Linked DNA regions of Homo sapiens: region 2 is linked to region 1. The links are chromatin loops, found by intact Hi-C in ENCODE. Cell type or tissue: natural killer cell. All regions are shown on one strand. Each heading gives the region's core, and the rest is flanking DNA. Links, peaks and the distances in the headings are about the cores only.

Evidence for each region. Hi-C counts contacts between places; a loop is a spot of excess contacts. Peaks named below come from ENCODE experiments on the same cell type or tissue, not always from the same donor. Only the 100,000 strongest peaks of a DNase experiment are listed, where the experiment ranks them.
Region 2: it touches region 1 in a loop (5-fold over the local background); 2 of 110 quality-filtered maps call a loop at or near these places.

What each region holds. Positions count from the first base shown.
Region 1 is chr7:77,346,719-77,357,397 of GRCh38, forward strand. It overlaps GSAP (gamma-secretase activating protein), which reads right to left. Exons shown (of 31, transcript NM_017439.4): 15 at 8,837-8,929; 16 at 8,495-8,712; 17 at 6,854-6,923; 18 at 6,226-6,308; 19 at 2,633-2,686. Among named protein-coding and RNA genes, the nearest start is that of GSAP, 64 kb to the right of the region's middle. RefSeq lists an enhancer at 1,315-1,889. In natural killer cell, for the core only: no CTCF peak of the experiment used is centred there; DNase peaks (open chromatin) are centred at 5,033, 5,613, 6,383 and 7,993; H3K27ac peaks cover 6,705 bases.
Region 2 is chr7:77,556,758-77,567,436 of GRCh38, forward strand. All of the region lies in intron 1 of PTPN12 (protein tyrosine phosphatase non-receptor type 12), which reads left to right. Among named protein-coding and RNA genes, the nearest start is that of PTPN12, 25 kb to the left of the region's middle. RefSeq lists an enhancer at 1-53. In natural killer cell, for the core only: no CTCF peak of the experiment used is centred there; no DNase peak of the experiment used is centred there; H3K27ac peaks cover 5,333 bases.

The sequences.
Region 1 (10,679 bases), core at 1,799-9,798:
AAAAAAAAAAAGTATGACATACTTATTGTGGTGTTTTGTATGTATTAATTTTCATCCACCCACTCCTGGTTCACAATGCCCATAGCCTTTGTTACAGCCTGATGTTATAATATCGGGTATTTTAGGCTTCGGGACCAGGACTAGTCTCGGGAAACTCTCTCTCCTGCCTTCCTTTCACCTGCCCTAAGGCATGACTCTCCCCTCCACCACTCCCCACCACCACCCCCCGCCCCACCCCCCTGCCTTTCTGATTGCAGATCTTAAGACCCTCCCCTAAGAGGGTCCTGCCTCATACCCTGGAGGGAAGGAATGCTTCCATAAAAATCCCAGAAGACTGGGTTGGGGAAGTTTCCCCATAGCTGAACAGGTGGAGGTTCCTGGAGGGTGGTGAATCGAAAGAGGGCATGGAAGCTCCACGTCCCTTCCCCCATACCCCACTCTATGCGTCTCTTCATCTGTTTCCTTTGCAATATCCTTTATAATAGGCCAGTAAACATGTTTCCCTGAGTTCTGTGAGCCACCCCAGCAAATTAATCAAACCTAAAGAGGTACCGTGGGAACCCCAACTTAAAGACAGTTGGTCAGAAGTTCCAGAGGTCTGGACTTGCACCTGTTATCTGGGGGTGTGGAGGGTAGTCTTGGGGACTATGTCCCCCAACCTGTGGGATCTGACACTGTCTCTAGGTAGATAGTGTCAGAACTGAATTAAAGGACACCCAGCTGGTGTCTGCTGCTTGGTACATGAAGAATTCCCACACATTTGGTAACAGAAGTGTTTTTCTGTGTTGATGATTATTGTTGCAGTGTGAGAGAGAGGGAAAACACAGTTTGGACAGAGTTTTTCCTCACACACTTACTAATTTAAAATAATAAAAAGAAAAAGACACTGCCATCCAGTGGAATCCTATGGAGTCATTAGAAATTATAAGTTTACATAGCAACATGAAAAAATGTTTACAATAACATAATTTCTAAAATTTATCTAATATCTGTAGATCACAATTACTACTGGGTAAAATATGCATACCTATAACAAAGGCCAAGAGGAAATGGGGGAGAAGAGACAGTTGGTACATTAGGAACTGTAGAATTATGGATGATATTTCTTTCAAAATTTTTCTTCACTGGTTTGTTGTCCATTAAAAAATTATGGTCCATCATGGTGGTTCACACCTATAATCCTAGCACTCTAAGAGGCTAAGGCAGGAGGATGACTTGAGGCCAGTAGATTGAGATCATCCTGGCAACATAGCAAGACCCCATCTCTACAAAAAAAAAAAAAAATAAGAAAAAATAAGAAACTGGATGGGTATGGTGGCTCATGACTGTAGTACCAACCACTCAGGAGGCTGAGACGGGAGGATTGCTTGAGCCCAGGAATTAGAGATTATAGTGAGCTATGATCATGCCACTGCACTCCAGCCTGGGCAACAAAGAGAGACCCCATCTCTAAAAATAAATAAATAAAAACACATTATGGATTTGGTAAGACTAGTAGAAAAGGCAGAAACAATAAACAATAAATAAAATGAATGGGTGGAATCTTTTAAAACACCTTTTAAACTATTAATAAAACCTTTCTTTTCTCTTCATCTTCATATGTTAGTAGGACTTCACAGTAGTCCCATGCTTTTGCCTGGAAACACAGATCATCAGTCTATTTTTAAGGGATTCTTCTTAGGACCAAAACCTAGAACCACTAACCTGGCCCCCGATCTACCCTCTCTTGCCCCCAGTGAATCACTGTGACCTAAAATGCCACAGCCTTCCCCCAGCTGTCCAGGCCCGGCCTGCCCTTCACAGATACAAAAGAATCAAATGGAAATAAAAGGCGTCAGCACCCTGAGCTCCCTGCTGCCAGAAGTTGAGATTTCCCAGTCTACCTCAAGCTATGATTAACAGGAGGCAATGCTAAATGCCAAAAACAACAAAGGAGCTTCAAGGAAACTGTGCTAAAACACTCCCCCTAGTTTTAACTACATACATATCCTTTTCTACTCACTCCACCCCATTCTCCTATGGTACTCCAAAACTATTGTGAAGCCACCAGGTTGCAGAAAGACACTAACAGCTACAGCTTAATGTTCAGAGGTTGATGAAGACCACATAGTGGGCCAATACAGATCACTCCTGAGAAACAAAAAAGCTGTTTTTACAACCAGAAGGAAATTAGATAATCCTAGCCCACATTACTTAATGGTTTTAAGACTGGAAATTCTGTGTGTGTGTGTGTGTGCACGTGCACGTGCGCAAGCTCATTTTGAGGGAGTAATAGTGCAAATAAAGTAAAAGCAGCTACCAGCCTCTCTAAAGATCATCTACAAGACCTCCCCCAGTACAGCCTGTTCTGAGGTACAGTGGCAAGTGCTGGTTCTGGAAGGTTTAAGTTGAGCACCGTAATTCTCTCCTATCTTCAGGAAACTTCCTTCAAAGAGCATTCCTGAGAATTGCCATAATACCATACTCAGTGATCACTCACCCATGTAGGAAGGATTCTCCAGAAAACCCACCCTACTGCCTTGCCCTCCCCTCCCCTGCCAATTTGCAATCCCTTTTGGAACCACCATAATACTCAGGCAGCAGAGCTTTAGTCATGTATCTGTACTTTTGTTTCTTGCTGTAAGGGACCTACCTTCATAAGAGGCAATGCAATGTCTTCTGTCACAAGAGTTATTCCAGGAATTTCCTATAGTGGGGAAAAACACACACACACAGCTGCTCAGTGTATGAACTACCACTAGCTCAAGCTTTCAGGGAGTGTTTTCTGCACAGACAGAAGCTGAGGGCAGCTTCCAGCTTCTAACCTCTACTTTAAATAAACCTTGGAGGGCATAAATAACAGTGAATATAGCCTATCTCTTGCCTCAGGAAAGGACACATTCTTTAAAGTCACAATTATAATAGGTGACAGGGTCTCTAAAGTAAAGGAAAAGACTATTACAAAGAAATAGAGAGCAAATAGGGTATTTTTATACATTTCTATTAAAGAACGAATGAGGCAAATTATGTTTGCACCAAATGTAACGATAAAGGGGAAATGTTTCATTATCAATACTCCTTCCTCTCTCTTCTTTCACTTAAATGTATTATAGTTGGCCCCTACCTCACTAGAAGGAATCAAGACTAACAGGATTCTTGCATGACTTGACTGGGTAATTTTTCTGTACCTCATTGTCCTCTGTAATTTCAGAGGTAGGAGCCCCCCATACCCAAAGGACTATAAATCATGCTGCTATAAAGACACATGCACACGTATGTTTATTGCGGCATTATTCACAATAGCAAAGACTTGGAACCAACCCAAATGTCCAACAATGATAGACTGGATTAAGAAAATGTGGCACATATACAACACCATGGAATACTATGCAGCCATAAAAAATGATGAGTTCATGTCCTTTGTAGGGACATGGATGAAATTGGAAATCATCATTCTCAGTAAACTATCGCAAGGACAAAAAACCAAACACTGCATGTTCTCACTCATAGATGGGAACTGAACAATGAGAACACACGGACACAGGAAGGGGAACATCACACTCTGGGGACTGTTGTGGGGTGGGGGGAGGGGGGAGGGATAGCATTAGGAGATATACCTAATGCTAAATGACGAGTTAATGGGTGCAGCACACCAGCATGGCACATGTATACATATGTAACTAACCTGCACATTGTGCACATGTACCCTAAAACTTAAAGTATAATAATTAAAAAAAAAAAAAAAGTTTCTGCAGCAGCCAGGTGCAGTGGCTCGCGCCTGTAATCCCAGAACTTTGGGAGGCCAAGGCTGGCAGATCACTTTAGATCAAGAGTTTGAGACCGACCTGGCCAACATGGTGAAACCCCGCTCTACTAAAAAAAAAAAAAAAAAAAAATTAGCCAGCCATGGTGGCAGGCGCCTGTATTTCCAGCTACTCAGGAGGCTGAGGCAGGACAATCACTTGAACCTGGGAGATGGAGGTTGCAGTGAGCTGAGACTGCACCATTGCACTCCAGACTGGACGACAGAGCAAGACTCCGTCTCCAAAGAAAAAAAAGAGTTTCTGCAGTGCTATCATCATGGCAAATCTGAAAGGTGAACAATTCATTTCAAGAAGGGCAAATGATAGCATTCTGCTAACTAGTGAGTGTTAAAACAGAAATTTAATAAAAGGATAAACTTTCAAGATTGCCTTTTATTCACTATTATTTTGAAAAGTGTATCTGTATGTTAATTATGTAATTAGCCTCTCATCTGGTCAAATCAGCTTTCATTTCCTTAAAAAAAAGTAGATAAGTATATAAGAAAATATTTTAGGAGATGTAATGTAGAAATAAAAATTGATATTTGTCTATAATTTAAATGACCGAGATTTTACTGATATAGAATATTCCTGTAAAAAAGGGTATCATGGGGACAGAGAAATAAGTTTTCAGAACATGCAAACAACTAAGTTCTTCAATGTGACAGTTGAAAGCCGTGATAAGAATCTATTGTGTGCTTCATTTATCACTACAGAGGATACCTCAAAAAAAATTAAAATTTCATTACAGTTTTGGTTATAAATAGCATTTTAAAAGAGGTATAGTTGTTTGCAAAACATAATTCAGGATTATCTATGTGTAAGGGCATCACATTTTCTATTATCTTAAAAAATCCAAGTCAGTTGTCTCCTACAAAAATGTGAAATCCATGTTTTCGCCTGTGGAAACTTTTTATTAAGGTTGTAGCATTAAGAACATTTGCAGATAAGAGAAAAATAAATGATTTGCATCACAGCTAATGATAAGCATAGACTGATAGATTTTCAAGATTAGAAGAGACCTTTAAGGTAACCTAGTCCAACCACAAGAAGTTTAAAGCAACATGGCAAACCCCAAGATTAGTTCAGTACAGGGAGGTTATAACCACAGGTTTCTTTATATCGCTCTTCTTGGACTTCCTGATGTCACCCTGTGCGTGTCCACAATAGCTGCTCCACCCTGCACAATCTTGAGAAGTGCAAAAGGGAAGCGTTACCCTCAGGGTGATATTCTCACACCACATCCAATTAACATGTGGCTCAGTCTTTTAACACAACCCTGGGAACCAGTGGTCCCAGCTGCCTCCTGGACACTTTGAACACAGGACATAACAGCAGGGGGTTGGTAAGGGAGGGAGCGGAGATGTGCATTTCCTGACTCTGGGGTGGTGTAACCTGCAGACTTCCTGCCATGTGACCACAGGGTCTGCATGTCTATTCACATGTGTTCCAAAAGAAAAACGTGGGTGCCTAGAGAGGGAACAAGTTCAGGCCTTTCTTTCCCTTAAATTCTAAGGTGGGGCATAAAAGTCTAATAACCACGACAGTAAAAGACAAAGAAAAGGCCTTTAGGAAAGCACTGCCACTGTGCATACCAAAAATTTAGAAATTAATCAAACACACTTGATACATCTTTTTTAAGGACTATATTTAGACAGGGTCTAAACATAAAGTGTCACCATTTACTCTAGTACATATTTTCCTATGACTGTGTTATTTAAATTCAATTTATTTTTCTAAGTACCTTTTTGATATAAACTTCTGCCTCAAAAGCAAGCATGTAGTTCTAATATCTAAATAAGAAACATGAGGCAGAACTTTTTCAGGCACAGCCTATGTACGGTTTTCACTTGCTGGGCCAGCAAAGCTCTGTCTACTGTACCATATTCAAGAGAAAATGAGCAGTGTTTTAGCTCAGCACATCCTAATTTAAAAGGAGGGAGTCAGAACCGACAGGGAGAAAAAGTCATTTGGGGTGAATGTGCCTAAGATTGCTGACTTTTACTGATCCTGAAGCTCTAGAGTTATTACAGACTTTTTAATGGGGCTGGAAAAAGGGGTCGTGAAGGTCCTTATCTACCAAGTATGATAGCAGCAATCCACCCATTCCTCACTTATAAAAACTCAGTACATATTTTAATCCACTCTAGTCACTTAGAAAATAAAAATACCATGATAGAGGTTTAGTTCTGCCTGGTAATAGGAAGAATAATAAATACCCTGTGTACCTGCTCCTTTGGTTTTACTGTTTTTATACAAATACTTTTGGCCAATAGCAGGGATTTGCTATTACTTTTCTGCCAAAAAAAATTCAACTGAGTTCTTTATCAGTCAAAACAGTAGTGAAATCACGACCTTGATGGCTATAAGAGAGGTGTCCAACAACTGACCCACAACTGTGAATTGATTTTATTTGCATACAGCATACACAGTGTTAACTTACTGTATTCCAAGTGAGCACTGAGGAATGTGGCAATAGTTTGTCCATGTTACTTGTCTCTGAATATACACTCCAGTATGAAGAAGCTGAGTAGATTTTTTTTGAAACAGGGGGAAAAAAGATGTGGTTTAATAAGATGATGACAGCATTGTAATGCAACCAAAACACGCAAACCAACAAAGTTTTCATTGTCTTATCCCTCATCCTCAAAACGGTAACCATCATGATTTTATCTACTGACTAAAATGTTCAGGTTCTGCTTTTTACAATGAGAAGAATAACTTAGTACCATATCTACCCAAATGACATTATATCATTTCATACGAAACCAGCCAACACAAAACTGGGCTAAGAAAGTTACATCTTACTGGAAAAAAAAATCACTAATAAGGTTATAGAATCAAGATCCTATCTTGTATCTCATCAATCTCTGTACAGCCATAGTTTCTTAGAAAACCACAAGAGAATGAAATTTAATTAGCTGCTGACTCCGATAGAGTTTTGTTTTTTTTTTTTAATGTGCTCCAAAGTAGCATTTGGACAGGTTGAGGCATTCACTATCAATTTACTGCTTTCCCTCAAGCAAAAAGGTCAAGTATTCAACTTAAGCTGCAACATCAGCAACACTTACCAATTATAAATTCCTGAATGAGGTCAAATGAATGGCAGGCAGAGACATTCTCAGAAATCCACTGAATAATCTTTAAAAAGTCAGACAGAACTCTGTTGGTATTTAAATCTGCTCTCTGCCTCCACTACCAAAGAAGTACAAATATACATGAATCTTTTGCATTCTATACCTATTTTAGAATTGCCTAAGAATATACTCACTTCTATACTATCTTCAAGATACATAATGCAATTCTGGGTAGGTAAAACGGTATTTTATAAGTGAGATCCTTTTTATACATCTTTTTAATAAATCTCCTTGGCTGGAAACCAAATAAACGTTCCTCAACCTAACGTTTGTGCAAGAATAGGTCATGTTATAGCAAAGCACCAGTGGAAAGAGCCGTGGGATACAGGAAAAAAAGAAAAACAAAACCACTAGGCTTGAGGGCAGCAGAGCTGGGTGTGAATTCCAGCTGGGTCCTGGGTGTGAATACGGACACACCAGTTAACCTTTGTGAGCATCACTGTACTGCCTCCTGAGGGAGGGATAATCCCTGCTATACCATCAACTCGCTCATCTCCATAATCATCCTCACCTGCTAGAGGAATGTTTTCCATCTCAGCACTGACAGATATTATAAGGCACGCCTAACCATGGTGCACACTTGCACTTCTGCTCCTACCAGTAAGCTGTTTAATTCAAAACCGATTTATGTTATTGTACTTATTTTCAAAATTAGGTAATACGATATTACTATCGACAAGTAAAATGTGGATGCAGAGAGTGTCATTGGGTCAGTAAAAGTTGAATGCTTTGTAAAGAGTCAAAGGCATGTCTCTAAAACACTAGAAAATTAGGTTTAGGGGAAACAACTAAAAAAGATTGGGTAAAAAATGCCTGGTATACACAGCTTGCTTTGTAAGGGTCTTTAAATTACTATATCCTTAGAAATAAAAATTTTTAAAAAGTAACAGGAAGTTAGAGGTAACTCATTACTAGTGCTTTTATGCATGAAAAATGATGTTGAACTTCAATTAGCAGATGCACAAAGAAAGGCTTGAGTCAAAACATGGGTGAATAATGTACATTGTTATGTTTCAGGTTAAAATAAAACGTCTAATGTCTTTTTTTTTTTTTTTGTAGTTAACCAGCCACTCTTTGATCTTAACCACATCTGATAAAGAGATTTTTCTGACTTCACAGGATAGCTGTAAAATAACACAGAATGCACGTGGAAGTACTTAATAAACTCTAATGTGAAATACAAATGTAAGCTATTTTTATTACAAATGTAATAAATATCTGCCACCAGATTTTAGTCCTTTTGATAATTATAGATCAAATACAGACCAGGAGAAAAAGTAGATATTTAAGAAACGCATTATTTACTGAGCTCTTCATTGAAATATTACTGACATAGCTAAACTTTTATTCCCAATATGGAAAAGGGGGTACCCAAAAGAACAGAAACACCCTGAGTGTGAGACCTGGTAGGGATCCATAAAAAAGCAGCGCAAAAGATGACGATGTCAGCAGCAAGGCCACACACCTCAATTAATTGTTACTAAATAAAAATAACTCCTGACCATTTTCAACCACAAAATAAATATGTTCAGTGTCGTCTATCTGCCCATTTTAAAACATGAGCTATCTTCTCACCTGGGCTTCCAGGAACTGCGCACCTTGACCGCAGTAGAGCGCGCAGTGCAACGCAGCCATCTTCTCACAGTCTAAGCAAGTGTTCTGCAGAAGCTGTAATAAAGACGACTGGCTGAGCAGTGCTCTATAGAGCTTTCCAGAACAACAATCCAATACCAGGGACCCTGACAATGACTGTAAAGGGCAATGAGGTAGCATATCAATCATTTCATTATTTCCTGGCAAAAAAAAAAAAAACAGTAGATCAGCAAATAGAAGAAACTCCTTTCACCCAAACATAGATATTAAAGTCAAAACAAACTCAAATGGGCCACCTCTACAAGAGAAAAACTATAGCCGTACCTGTCAGAAAGAGATTGTGGCAGATCAGGTCTGGATGTTGAACATTAAGTAGGTGGAAGAAATGACCAGGTAAGTAAACAGCCACATAATAGTCTATAGAAGAGAAAGATTTACATCATCTACATGTGGTAAAAGCTGCACAGGTACAGAATGTCACATTATCCCTGCTTGTCTCTGAATATCTCAAAAGGCAAAAGTTTTACCAATGTAATAAGCTATCTAATGACAGCCCGTTTTTTTTTTTTTTTTTTTAAGACAGGGTCTGACTCTGTCACCCAGGCTGGAGTAGCGGTGGTGTGATGTCGGCCCACTGCAGCCTCAAACTCCTGGGCTCAAGTGATCCTCCCCACCTCAGCCTCCCAAGTAGCTGGGACTACAGGACTGTGCCCACAACACCCCACTAATATTTTCTATTTTTATAGAGATGGAGTCTCACCATGTTGCCCAGGCTGGTCTTGAACTCCTGGGCTCAAGCAATCCTCCTGCCTCGGCCTCCCAAAGTGCTGGGATTACAGGCATGTTGCCCAGGCTGGTCTTGAACTCCTGGGCTTGAGCAATCCTCCTGCCTCAGCCTCCCCAAATGCTGGGATTACAAGCATGAGCCACCACACCCAGCCACATTTCTCTTACTAGGTAAACCTCATTTATTTCCATCTTTGGCTAATTTTCTTCAGATATTTAGCTATGGTTATCTTAATTTATACCTGCAGTTTTGTTTCTAAGTGATTTGTGGCTTTATGTGAATCTAAATGATCTCAGAGCAAATTAGAATAAAAATATCAAGCAACACGAATTATTCCTTAATTTGATAAGCTGGAAATAGCCTATATTGGGAATTTTCTTCATAATTTCTGCCAGTTTCGGGAAGCTCTAAAATTTTGTTGCCCATGTTTGTCCAGTGATCATCATTATCATCATCAGTAGCAGGAGCATTTTGTTTAGAGAACCTTTAAATCGATATTCATCAGAATAATCTCTGCAGACACATTGACACTTTGTGAAGTACTAATTTATTTCCTTGCATATCAAGCTGACTAGAATTCACACCTTCAGTCCCTGCACTAGATATTTTTGAATCAAGAACATTTGTACTCAGATGGAGACAAGGTATAAAAAATAGGTTTCTGGAGAATGGAAGGGTGGAAGTAGCCCTTGCCAATACTTTTTCTAGGATCTTAGAAAACAGAAATTCACACAGTAGTAATTTTATATAGATGAAACATTTAGATTATAAGTGAGCCAGCTAGACTCCTTTTCCTAAGAAGTGAAGGAACACATGCTAATCATTTGCATAGAAGGCGTTCTGTGGAAAGGGAAGAGGATATAGAACTCAAACCAGTTGACTTACAAGTGTCCTTTCAGTCAACGTGGATTAAATGATGCTAAAGTGCTTAGCACAAATGGTTGCAATCATCTTATTATAGCAACACTTTACTAGAAAACCACAAACAACAATACAGTGGGACATAATGGAAAGGGTATCGGCATCAAATGACCTAGTTACCTCCCAGCTGTACCACTTAACTAGTTAATTAGGATGGCACTATGTCCGTGGGGTGGTGGCATTTGAAAATATATGACAGTGATTTGGGTTGTTAACATCATTGAGGTAGTGAGAGGGAGATTCCTATTTGGCATTTGGTGAGTAGGCTCTAGGGATGGATGTTCAGTCCCTCAATGAACAGGGAATTTTTGTCTCACCAAAAGGGGCAGTAGTATCTGTGGTAGGCTGAATGATGGCTCCTGAAGATATGCACGTGCTAATCCCCAGAGCCTGTGAATAGGGTAAAAGAGATCTTGCAGATGTGACTAGGATCTTGAGATGGGGAGACTATCCTGGAAT
Region 2 (10,679 bases), core at 1,429-9,428, 210 kb after region 1:
AGGTGGAGGTTGCAGTGATCCGAGACCGCACCACTGCACTCCAGCCTGGTGACAGAGCAAGACTCCATCTCAAAAATAAAAAATAAAAATACAAAAAAAGGGATTTTCTCTAATACTTACTATGAGAACCTGGTAGAGCTCCTGGAGGTAAAACAAAAATGTGGGGTCCCCTTTGGATTGGGTACACCAGGAGTTTTTGTTTGTTTGTTTGTTTTTGTTTGTTTTTTTTTTAGAGCGGTCTCGCTGTTGTCCAGGCTGGAGTGCAACGGCACAGCCTTGGCACACTGCAGCCTCAACCTCGTGGCCTCATGTGATCCTCCCACCTCAGCCTCCCTAGTAGCTGGGACTACAGATGTATGCAACCACACTTATCTATTTTTAAATTTTTTGTAGAGGTGGGGTCTCACTGTGTTTGCCTAGGCTGGTCTCGAACCCCTGGGCTCAAGAGGTCCTCCCGCTTCCACCTCCCAGAGTACTTGGATTACAAGTATGAGCCACTGCATCCAGCCTCCCCTGGAGATTTTAACCCTCATAGTTGTTCACACTGAGCCTCTAGCAGTTCATCAATTACAGTTCAGGTTTCTTATGGAAGTTTGCTGTGTGAGTGTTTCTGCTCTGATTACTCGTGATTCTCCGTATTCACCTTCTGTCTCTCCAGTTTGGGGGCAGCTGTTTGACCTGTGACTTAACTTCTCTTACAGATCTAAGAAAAGTTGTTGATTTTTCAGTTTGTTTAGCTTTTTACTTGCTCTTAAGATTGAGTGACAGATTTTTTTTTGCATTTTTTTATTGTGATAAAATGTATTAATACAAAACATTTATCATTTAAGTGTACAGTTCTGTGGCATTAGATACATTCACACTGTGCAATTAGGACTCTTAAAAGGAAAAAGTCACATACTGTTAGAAGGGTCATACAAGGCTTTATAGAAAGGATTTTTAAGATGAGCTTCTATATATCAATTAAAAGAACATTTCAGTAGAAACATGGGCGTATGGTATGATAATTACCAGAAGACAAATGCAAATAAGTGCTGAACACAGGAAAAAAATAATCAACCTCTCCAATAATCAGAAAAATTGAAGTTAATCATCATTAACTGTTGGGGGAGTAGCTACCAAATTTGATAAAAACTCAAAAATTCGTAATAATTCAGAAATTGAGAATAGCGGCCGGGCGTGGTGGCTCACACCTGTAATTCTAGCACTTTGGGAGGCTGAGGCGGGCAGATCACGTGAGCTCAGAAGTTCGAGACCAGCCTGGCCAACATGGCGAAACCCCATCTCTACTAAAAATAGAAAAATTAGCTGGGCCTGGTGGTGGGCGCGTGTAATCCCAGCTATTCGGGAGGCTGAGGCAGGAGAATCGCTTGAACCCATGAGGTGGAGGTTGCAGTCAGCCAAGATCACGCCACTGCACTCCAGCCTGGGCAATAGAGCAAGACTCCATCTCAAAAAAAAAAAAAAAAAGAAAAAGAAAAAAGAAAGAAAAAGAAAATGGTAAGGATATAGAAAACTAGTGTTTCTAGGTCCATTAAGGGGAGGGTAAACTGGTGAAGCCTGTTTTGGAAGGCAGTTTGGCCACTTCTAATAGAATTGATAAATGTACATACTCTTTGATCCAGCATGTCAACTTTAGGGATCTTTCCGTAAAAATACTTGCATATGTGCATAAAATAGTATGTCCAAGTATGCAACAATTTTTGTGAAACAACCTAAAATAGCTATTAGTAAGGAGACTTTGCATAACTGGTTACCTAAAAGGAAACAGATGTGGAGGGGAGAGAGTTTGGCTTTTTCATTTTATACCTGTATGCAGAAAAGAGTAACATAGCAGGCCTAAGACTACTATCCTTAGAAAGGCCTGCTTACAATGTTATCCCTTGGCTGGTGTCTGGGAACTTAGACTTTTGGGAGAATTTCCATTATCCCCTGATAAGAGTGGTTCACTGTGCCCAAACTGTACAAACAATGTGGTTTATGAGCTGGGCCCAGTGGCTCAATTGTGTAATCTCAGTGCTTTGGGAGGCCGAGGCAGGAGGATTCCTTGAGGCCAGCTTGGGCCACATAGTAAGACCTCATCTCTACAAAACATTTTTAAAAATTAGCCAGATGTCATGGTGTGCACCTGTGTAGTCTTAGCTACTTTGGGAAGCTGAGGCAGGCAGATAACTTGAGTCCAGTAGTTCAAAGTTGCAGTGAGCCTTAATCATGCCACTGCACTCCAGCATGGGTAGCAGAACAAGACTCTCTCTCTGAAAAACAAAAATAAAAAATAATATGGTTTATGTTGAACATCTACTTTTTTTCTGGGAGTCTGGAATTTTGGTATATTCTTAGGCAGAGTGCCTGTGTAACCAGCCTCCAATAAAAGCCTTGGGCACTTTATTTCTAATGCGCTTCCCTTGTGGACAACGTTTCACACATGTTGTCACAACTTATTTCTGCAGGAATTAGAGGATCGTGTGTAATTTCATTAGAAGAGGATTTTTGAAAGCTTGTGCCTAGTTTCTTCTGGACTTTGCCTCTTGTGCCTTTTTCTTTGCTGCTTTTACTTTGTATCTTTTAGCTGTGATAAATTATAGCTCTGAGTATGGTTATATTCAGTGATATGTTGGATCAGTTGATATGCTGAGTTTTTTACATGTGTGTATTATCTAACCCCTTTATTGTGCACATTTTCCCTTGATGGTAAAACAGTGAAAGCTTTCCTTGGTAACATTGTAGGTGATATAATAAAGAAGTGAATCAAAAAGTGAGTGTCTTTAGGTATGTTATTTAGGACAAGGAGATACTACTTTAGGTAAATTATTTTAAATTACACTTCCAGTTTTTATTACCTTCATATGTCAATAGGATGCTAAACCACAGATGTTAAATTTCAAATAGCATTTTAAGTTTTGCTCTCTAGTTTTATAAATCATATTACATAAACTTACTGAACTAAATGTGAAAATAGGGTGCCAATTCACTGACTATGTGATGTTCCGAATGGGTTATCAATGTCTATTACGTCTAGCAGACTTGCCCTGCTTTGTTGAATGTGTATTTGGAAGACACTAGGCTCTGTGGGGGAAGAAAAAGAAATAGGTTATTATCTGTGAGGCAGTGAATTATAATCTTGGGTGATGGCGGCATTGGTAGTGATGGGATAAAATGTGTAAACATGATGGATATTAAAGGCAAGAATGACAAGTACTATATGACTAGGACATGTTTTTGGAATATATGCCTCATTAGAGCAGGGATTTTGTCCTGTTCATCTCTTATCACTAGCACCTAAAACAGTCCCTGGGCATAGGATAGGTTAGGTGGAGTTAATGTGAAGCCAGTCGTCGTCATAAAAGTGATAATTGAGTTTGAAGAGGAAGTTCTTTTTATTATAAATCTCTGAATCCAGTATGTCAGCAAACTTAAAAATATTTTTTGGGAATATCATAACAGTTAATTCATGAATAGGTCAGAACTTTCTAATGTTGTATGAATATTATGTGACCTGGTAATCTGAGACACTTTAATGGCGCTTGCCTGCAACTAGCTGTTCTTTTTGATACTGGATAGGACATTTAATTCTGTACAAACAACTACTAAGGGTTTCTTTCCCTTAAAAAATTTTTTTTAATTGTGGTAAAATACATGTAACATGAAAACCTATCATCTAAGCCATTTTTAAATGTACAGTTCAATAGCGTTAAGTACATTCACATTGTTGTATAACCAATCTCTAGAACTCTTCTCATCTTAGAAAGCTAAAACTCTGTTCCCATTAAACCACCCTCTTTATTCCAAACTCATTCTCCTCCTTCCTCCAACCTGTAGCACCATTCTATTACACTTTCTGTCTGTATGGATTTGACAATTCTAGGTGCCTCATATAATTAGGATTATAAAATATTGTCTTTTTGTGACTGGTGTATTTCAGTTAGCATAATGTCCTCAGGGTTCATCCATGTTGTAGTATGTGTCAAAATCTTCCTTTTTAAAGGGTTGAAAAATACTGCATTGTATGTATATACTACATTTTGTTTATCTATTTGCCCATAGCATGACACTTAGGTTGCTTCCACCTTTTGGCTATTGTGAATGCTCCTGCTGTGAACATGGTTGTACAAATATCTGTTCGAGACCCTGCTTTCCGTTCTTTGGGGTATATACCCAAAAATGGAATTGCTGAATGATATGATAATTCTACTTTTACTTTTTGAGGAACCACCGTACTGTTTCCTATAGTAACTGTATCATTTTACATTTCACAACAGAGCACAAGGGTTCCAGTTTCTCCATATCCTTGCCAATACCTGTTATTCTGGCTTGTTTTGTTTTGTTTTTTGTTTTTTGTTTTTTATAGAGTTGAGGTTTTGCTGTGTTGCCCAGACTGGTCTTGAACTCCTCAAGTGGCACAAGCGATCCTCCTGCCTTGGCCTCCCAAAGTGCTTGGGTTATAGTTATGAGCCACTGTGCCCAGCCTATTTTGGTTTTTTGATAGTAGCCATCACAATGGTTCGAGTGGATTGCTAAGTCATACAGGGATGTAAAATTGTGTCTGTTGAATCATCTATATGAAATACTTCATAGGAATTGAAGCTATTAAGATTTTGATGCCTGTTGGAGATTATTGGTGACTTGCTAAAAGTAATTTTAGTAGGGTAATAAAGGGAAAAATGAAATTTTCAGAGGGTGTAGGAGTTAGTGGTTCACCAGGAAGTGTAGTTTCTCTTTAGAAAGTTTGGTCAGCTGACCACAGCACTGTGGCAGTCTCCGGCCTTGCAAAAATAACTTTTTTCCATATAGCGGTCAATAAGTATTGAGGTCTCTTAAACTACACAAGTGACTCTTCCTGTGCTATATTTGTTTTTGCAGAGAGAAGTGTGAATTCTGAATCTCTGCTACTAATTTGGGAGTCTTTGTTTTATATTTGTAATCGGAGGTAAAGAGAATTGATGTAATTGTGGCTTAATATGTTAATACTAGAACTTAATATTCTCAATTTTACTGTATGTTTTTAATTAATTAATTAATTAATTAATTTTATTTATTTATTTATTTATTTTTGAGACAGAGTCTTGCTCTGTCGCCCAGGCTGGAATGCAGTGGCACGATCTCGGCTCACTGCAAGCTCCGCCTCCTGGGTTCATGCCATTCTCCTGCCTCAGCCTCCCAAGTAGCTGGGACTACAAGTGCCCATCACCACGCCCAACTAATTTTTGTATTTTTAGTAGAGACGGGGTTTCACCGTGTTAGCCAGGATGGTCTCGGTCTCCTGACCTCATGATCTGCCCGCCTCGGCCTACCAAAGTGTATTTATTTATTTTTTGAGACAGAGTCTCACTCTGTTGCCCAGGCTGGAGTGCAGTGGTGCAGTCTCGGCTCACTGCAACCTCTGCCTCCTGGGTTCAAGCGATTCTCCTGCCCCAGCCTCCCGAGTAGCTGGCATTACAGGCGCATGCCACCACGCCCAGCTAATTTTTGTATTTTTTAGTAGAGATGGGGTTTCACCACCTTGGCCAAGCTGGTCTCAAACTCCCAACCTCAGGTGATCCACCCACCTCGGCCCCAAAGTGCTGGGATTACAGGAGTGAGCCACTGCTTCCGGCCTGCTGTATGTTTTTATTATATACTATGAGATAATGAGATTAGTGATGGATTGCTTTGTAATACTTTGGGAGTCTGGGTTTGGCAGAGTGTGCCCCTATGAAGACTAAGTGGGACTATAATGATTGTGTTTTCTTAAATCAGAATCAGGATGCATAACCAGATGAAGGAAGACATAGTCGGGAGCCATAGTTTTAATATCTAGATTTTGGAATTTTAGGGTGATTTACTATAGGGACAAAGTATTTGAAATTGGGATTGGCGGAACATCAGTGGAACCAGCGATTGCTAAGTTAAATATATACAGGGACATTAGATAATGGATGATGAGGAAATGGGTAAAAGAAAGTGAGGGCCTTGTGAGTTGAAACAAAAATAATCAAACCTGGAACACTTTCCATTTATTGTATTAGATATCTTCATTTCAATAAAATTAATGTATATGACAAAATTTTATTGTCCTCCTAGTTCAAGTGGTATTCTACTTTTATTTCCATAAAAATATACTTTCAGGATAGGGAAAGGGTAAACTTGCATTATAAGTTTGTATTTTCTCACGAAGGGACAGGAGAGAAGAAAAAAATCATTTGCTTATTGTCTAGGCTATGCAAAAAAAAAAAAAGAACAGCCTTGTTTTTTTATTACATTTTTTCATTTAGTTTATGATTTGCCATATTTATTATTTTAAAACATGAAGTCTGTAGTACAAGGTTTTATTTAAAAACATTCTCAAAATCAAGGACTATTACTACATGCATTCAGGGAAGATTATCTAGCTATATTGGAGAGATCTCCTTCGCTAGTAATTGATGAAACCTAGGAATTGAACCCCAGCTTCTCTGACTTAAAGCTGCCCTATTGTGAAGTAGAAATGAAGTGTAAGCAATATATTCTTAAGTATACTGGTCAATTCTGATTTACATAGAAGACCTAACAGTTTATTTACTCCCTACTATTTGTTATGGGATTATGCTGATAGTAGCTATTACTAATAGAAGATACGGTCTAAATCAGGGAATTCGTGTTCTATCAGGGATGGCATATGTGCATATCTAAATAATTACTGTACACTGGGATATGTTCTAGATAAGAGGTGTATATAAAGTAGATAGAGATGAGGAAGTGGATGATGGGCCTGTATGCCAGTACTACTATCAGGAAAAATTTCATGAAGATGATTTCTGTATTGGGCTAGTAAAAAGCAGGGAGTTTCTTGGCAGACAATTAGGGGAATAAGTGAAGCATACATTTTGACATGAGCAAAGCACAGAATCATTTTATTACTCCAAGACTCATAAGACTGGCCCTGTTTACTTCAAAGTTACTTTCTTTATTATCAATCCTGAGTTGGCTTCAAATGAGGAGGCATAGCCATGCATTTCTGAAAAAAAAGGGAGAGAATTAGTCTGTTAGGCAGCAGTGGGTGAACAGTGAGCAAAGATAGGAAGATGAATTTTGATAGGCAGAGTTGCATATTTTGCAACTAAAGGTAGACATTGCAGTTGTATAGTTGAAAGACCCTTTGGTTATTTTAGCTGCTTATAACCATTATCGTTAGTGATGTGCATTTTTTCTTTTTTTTTGAGATGGAGCTCTGTCGCCCAGGCTGGAGTGCAGTGGTGTGATCTCGGCTCACTGCAACCTCAGCCTCCTGAGTAGCTGGGACTACGGGCACACACCACGAGGCTTGGCTAATTTTTGTATTTTTTGGTAGAGATTGGGTTTCACCATGTTGGCCAGGCTGGTCTTGAGCTCCTGACCTCAAGTGATCTGCCCACCTTGGCCTCCTAAAGTGCTGGGATTACAGGCACAAGCCACCGTGCCCAGCCCATATACATATTTTTATGTAAGTATGTTTGTAAAGTTAGAGATAAAATAGTGATAATACAGTGTTACTTTGAGATAGTATAGTGTTACTTTGGCTGGTACTCTAATTTTACTGTATGCTGCTATTAATTTATATTTGGGGTTTTAAGAAATTTTGGTTTGGTTATCATGCAGTTTGTAGGGTTAAATTAATACTATTAAGATGGTGTGGTTTTTCTTACTGAGGACAGTTAAAATTTTCAAATATAAAGCCAGATGAATTTATTTATTTAACAATGGTTATTGAATGTGAACTATGTCCCAAACCTGCTACCGTTTAAAATTCAGATGAATTCTCCAGTAATTGCCTCAGAAATTTTCCGGAGCAATTAGGTAAAAGGAGTATGATTTTATGGGTTAGGTAGCCTTAATATTTTGCCACAGTATAACTCTTAAGCTTAAAGTAATTTCCATTTTTATTTACTATACAAAGTATAGTTTTAATATTTGTATATTCTTATATGCATATTTACTAAAAGTTGTGCCTTATGAAACTCATACTGTGTTTTGTTGTTGTTTTTTGTTGTCGTGTTTTTTTTTTTTTTTTTTTTTTTTTTTTTTGAGACGGAATCTCGCCCTTGTGCCAGGCTGGAGTGCAGTGGCACGATCTCAGCTCACTGCAACCTCCGCCTTACTGGTTTAAGTGATTCTCCTACCTCAGCCTTCCGAGTAGCTTGGATTACAGGCATGCGCCACCATGCCCAGCTAATTTTTGTATTTTTAGTAGAGATGGGGTTTCACCATGTTGGCCAGGATGGTCTCGATCTCCTGACTTCGTGATCTACCAGCCTTGGCCTCCCAAAGTGCTGGGATTAGAGGCATGAGCCACCGCACCCAGCTGAAACTCGTACTGTGTTTTAAGTGTTATAACATTGAGGAATTTGAGGCAGTGGTGTGTGGTCTAATAACAGAGCATGAGAGAGCTTCAGCTTTGATACTTAATTTCTATATATCCCATCTTATTCCGAAAGGAATTTCAGTTAGCTTAATTTCCATTTTAGTGCTGTTTCTTTTTGTGTTAATTTATTGTTTTCTTAATTGTGCTGATTTAAAATCCAGCCAACAAATTAATTTAACGCTTGTCTGTCTAAATGTATTTTCACTTCAAAGTCTCTTCAGTGAATATGAAGACAATTAGCTATATTTTTGCTAACAAGATTTGCTGATGGGGAGAAGAGCGAGATAAAGGAACAAATCAAGGATGAGTGTTAGGTTTTTGGCTTGAACTACTGTTGAATGGTGGTGGTTTTTGGCTTGAACTGCTGTTGAATGGTGGTGCTATTTGGGCATGTTTGTGATGCCCATTACACATCCAGTGGACAGGCCAATAGACAGCTCTTTGACTCTGGAGAGATTTAACAAACTTTAAACATTCTCAGGAGCTTAGATGAACAATGAACTGTTCCACTCTTTTAAGAACTTGAATCTTGACACACAAGTGGGTATCTTAAAGTCACATTGCATGTGATTTTGGAGGCTTTTGAGAATCCATTTATTGATTTAGGATTAGGGGAATACAAATTTAGTGTTTTAGGAAATTGTTTAAAGCAAAGTGAATATTAAACTCGAATTTTGTTTGTATCAAAAATTCTAAGTATTAAAAATGTTTCTCTGACTTGTCTGAGAAGGCTCAGTAAATAATTCTTCAATTTGTAATGAGAGTTTTGCTTTGCATTAGCTATTGGTCTATAAAGTCCAGTAAGATAGTCTAATCTCTGCCTTCAGTTTTATAGATTAGTGGACGAGACAGACAAGTACTGAAATACTTAAGAAATACTTTTCACAAGTGGCAATAGAACAATGTGTTATGGACTCATTGCAGAAGGCTGAGGAGCAGTAAAGGAGGGAAGGTTCAAGAAAGCCTTCAAAAAGGAAATAACACTTTAGCCAGAGCCCTACTCACCAGTAAGAGCAAAAATTGTGCAACTTTGATATTTAAGAAATGGAGGGTTACTGCTAGTCATAGTGGTGGTGAGTAATTCTATATGACTAAAGCATCAAACTCTAATAAGAGCATTATAAAAAGAGGCTAGAAAATTGGACAGGCAACATTCAACATATCTTATAATTAAAGATTTGGTAGTTTATGTTAGAGGTGATAGACACATAGGAGAGTTTTTAAATGTGGGAGTAAAATGGTCAGACTTGACTTTTTAGAACAGTAATAAAGGAGTGCAGTTATTTTTGGAATTCATTTATGTGACTTTTTAAAGACTTCTGGGGTAGGCTGGTGCAGTGGCTTATGGCTGTAATCCCATCACTTTGGGAGGCTAAGGTGGGCAGATGGCTTCAGTCCAGGAGTTCGAGACCAGCCTGGACAACGTGGCGAAACCCCATCTCTACAAAAAATACAATTAGCCAGGCGTGGCGGTGCGTGCCTATAGTCCCAGCTACTCGCTAAGGGACGCTGAGGTGGGAGAATCACCTGAGCCCAGGAGTTTAAGACTGCAGTGAGCTGTGATTGCACCACTGCATTCCAGCCTGGGCAACAGAGTGAGTCCCTGTCTCAATAAAGATCTTTAGGGTAGACTTAATTGCAAATGCTTTCTTAAAGGATTTGTTTGTTTTCTTAGCTTTTTTTTAAAAAGTCACACGATAAAGGGTGTGGTGGGTACCTATAACTTAATACGGACATCATTTAGCTATATTTTTGCCCAGTTAATACAGTAAATGATTAAAAATTCTTTCTTGCTTTAGGATTATATGAAATAATTAAATTATATAATAAATGAATTATTTTATTAATGTTTAGTGCTATTCTCATACAGTCTATGAATAAGGTTTCTTAGTATATTATGTTTCTCAATAATACAGAATTTTTTTGTTTCTTTCTTAGTAATAGCTTCATCAGAGACAATAGAATAGTGGTCGGGAAGTTAAAATGAAATTATATGTGTAGATAATTCTGTTTCATAGAGTTTAAATGAACTTTGGTGCTACTTCTATTCAGGAACTATTTAGACATTAATGTTGATGTGTTAAAAAAAAAAAAAAACCTGCTCTAGGCCAAATCAGATCTTAATCTGGTGGTAATTTTGTACCCACAGAGTTTATTGTTTAACAGGGCAAATTAGATGTATTCTCTTTATATATTTATCATAAGAGTAAGAAATGTAAGTGTTCTAAAAGTACATATAAAGGTAAAACAATTCAGAGGGGAAGATTATGTCTGGAGGAAGGGCATCAGAAACTCTGTAGGAGCTAGGGCTTAAAATTAAAAG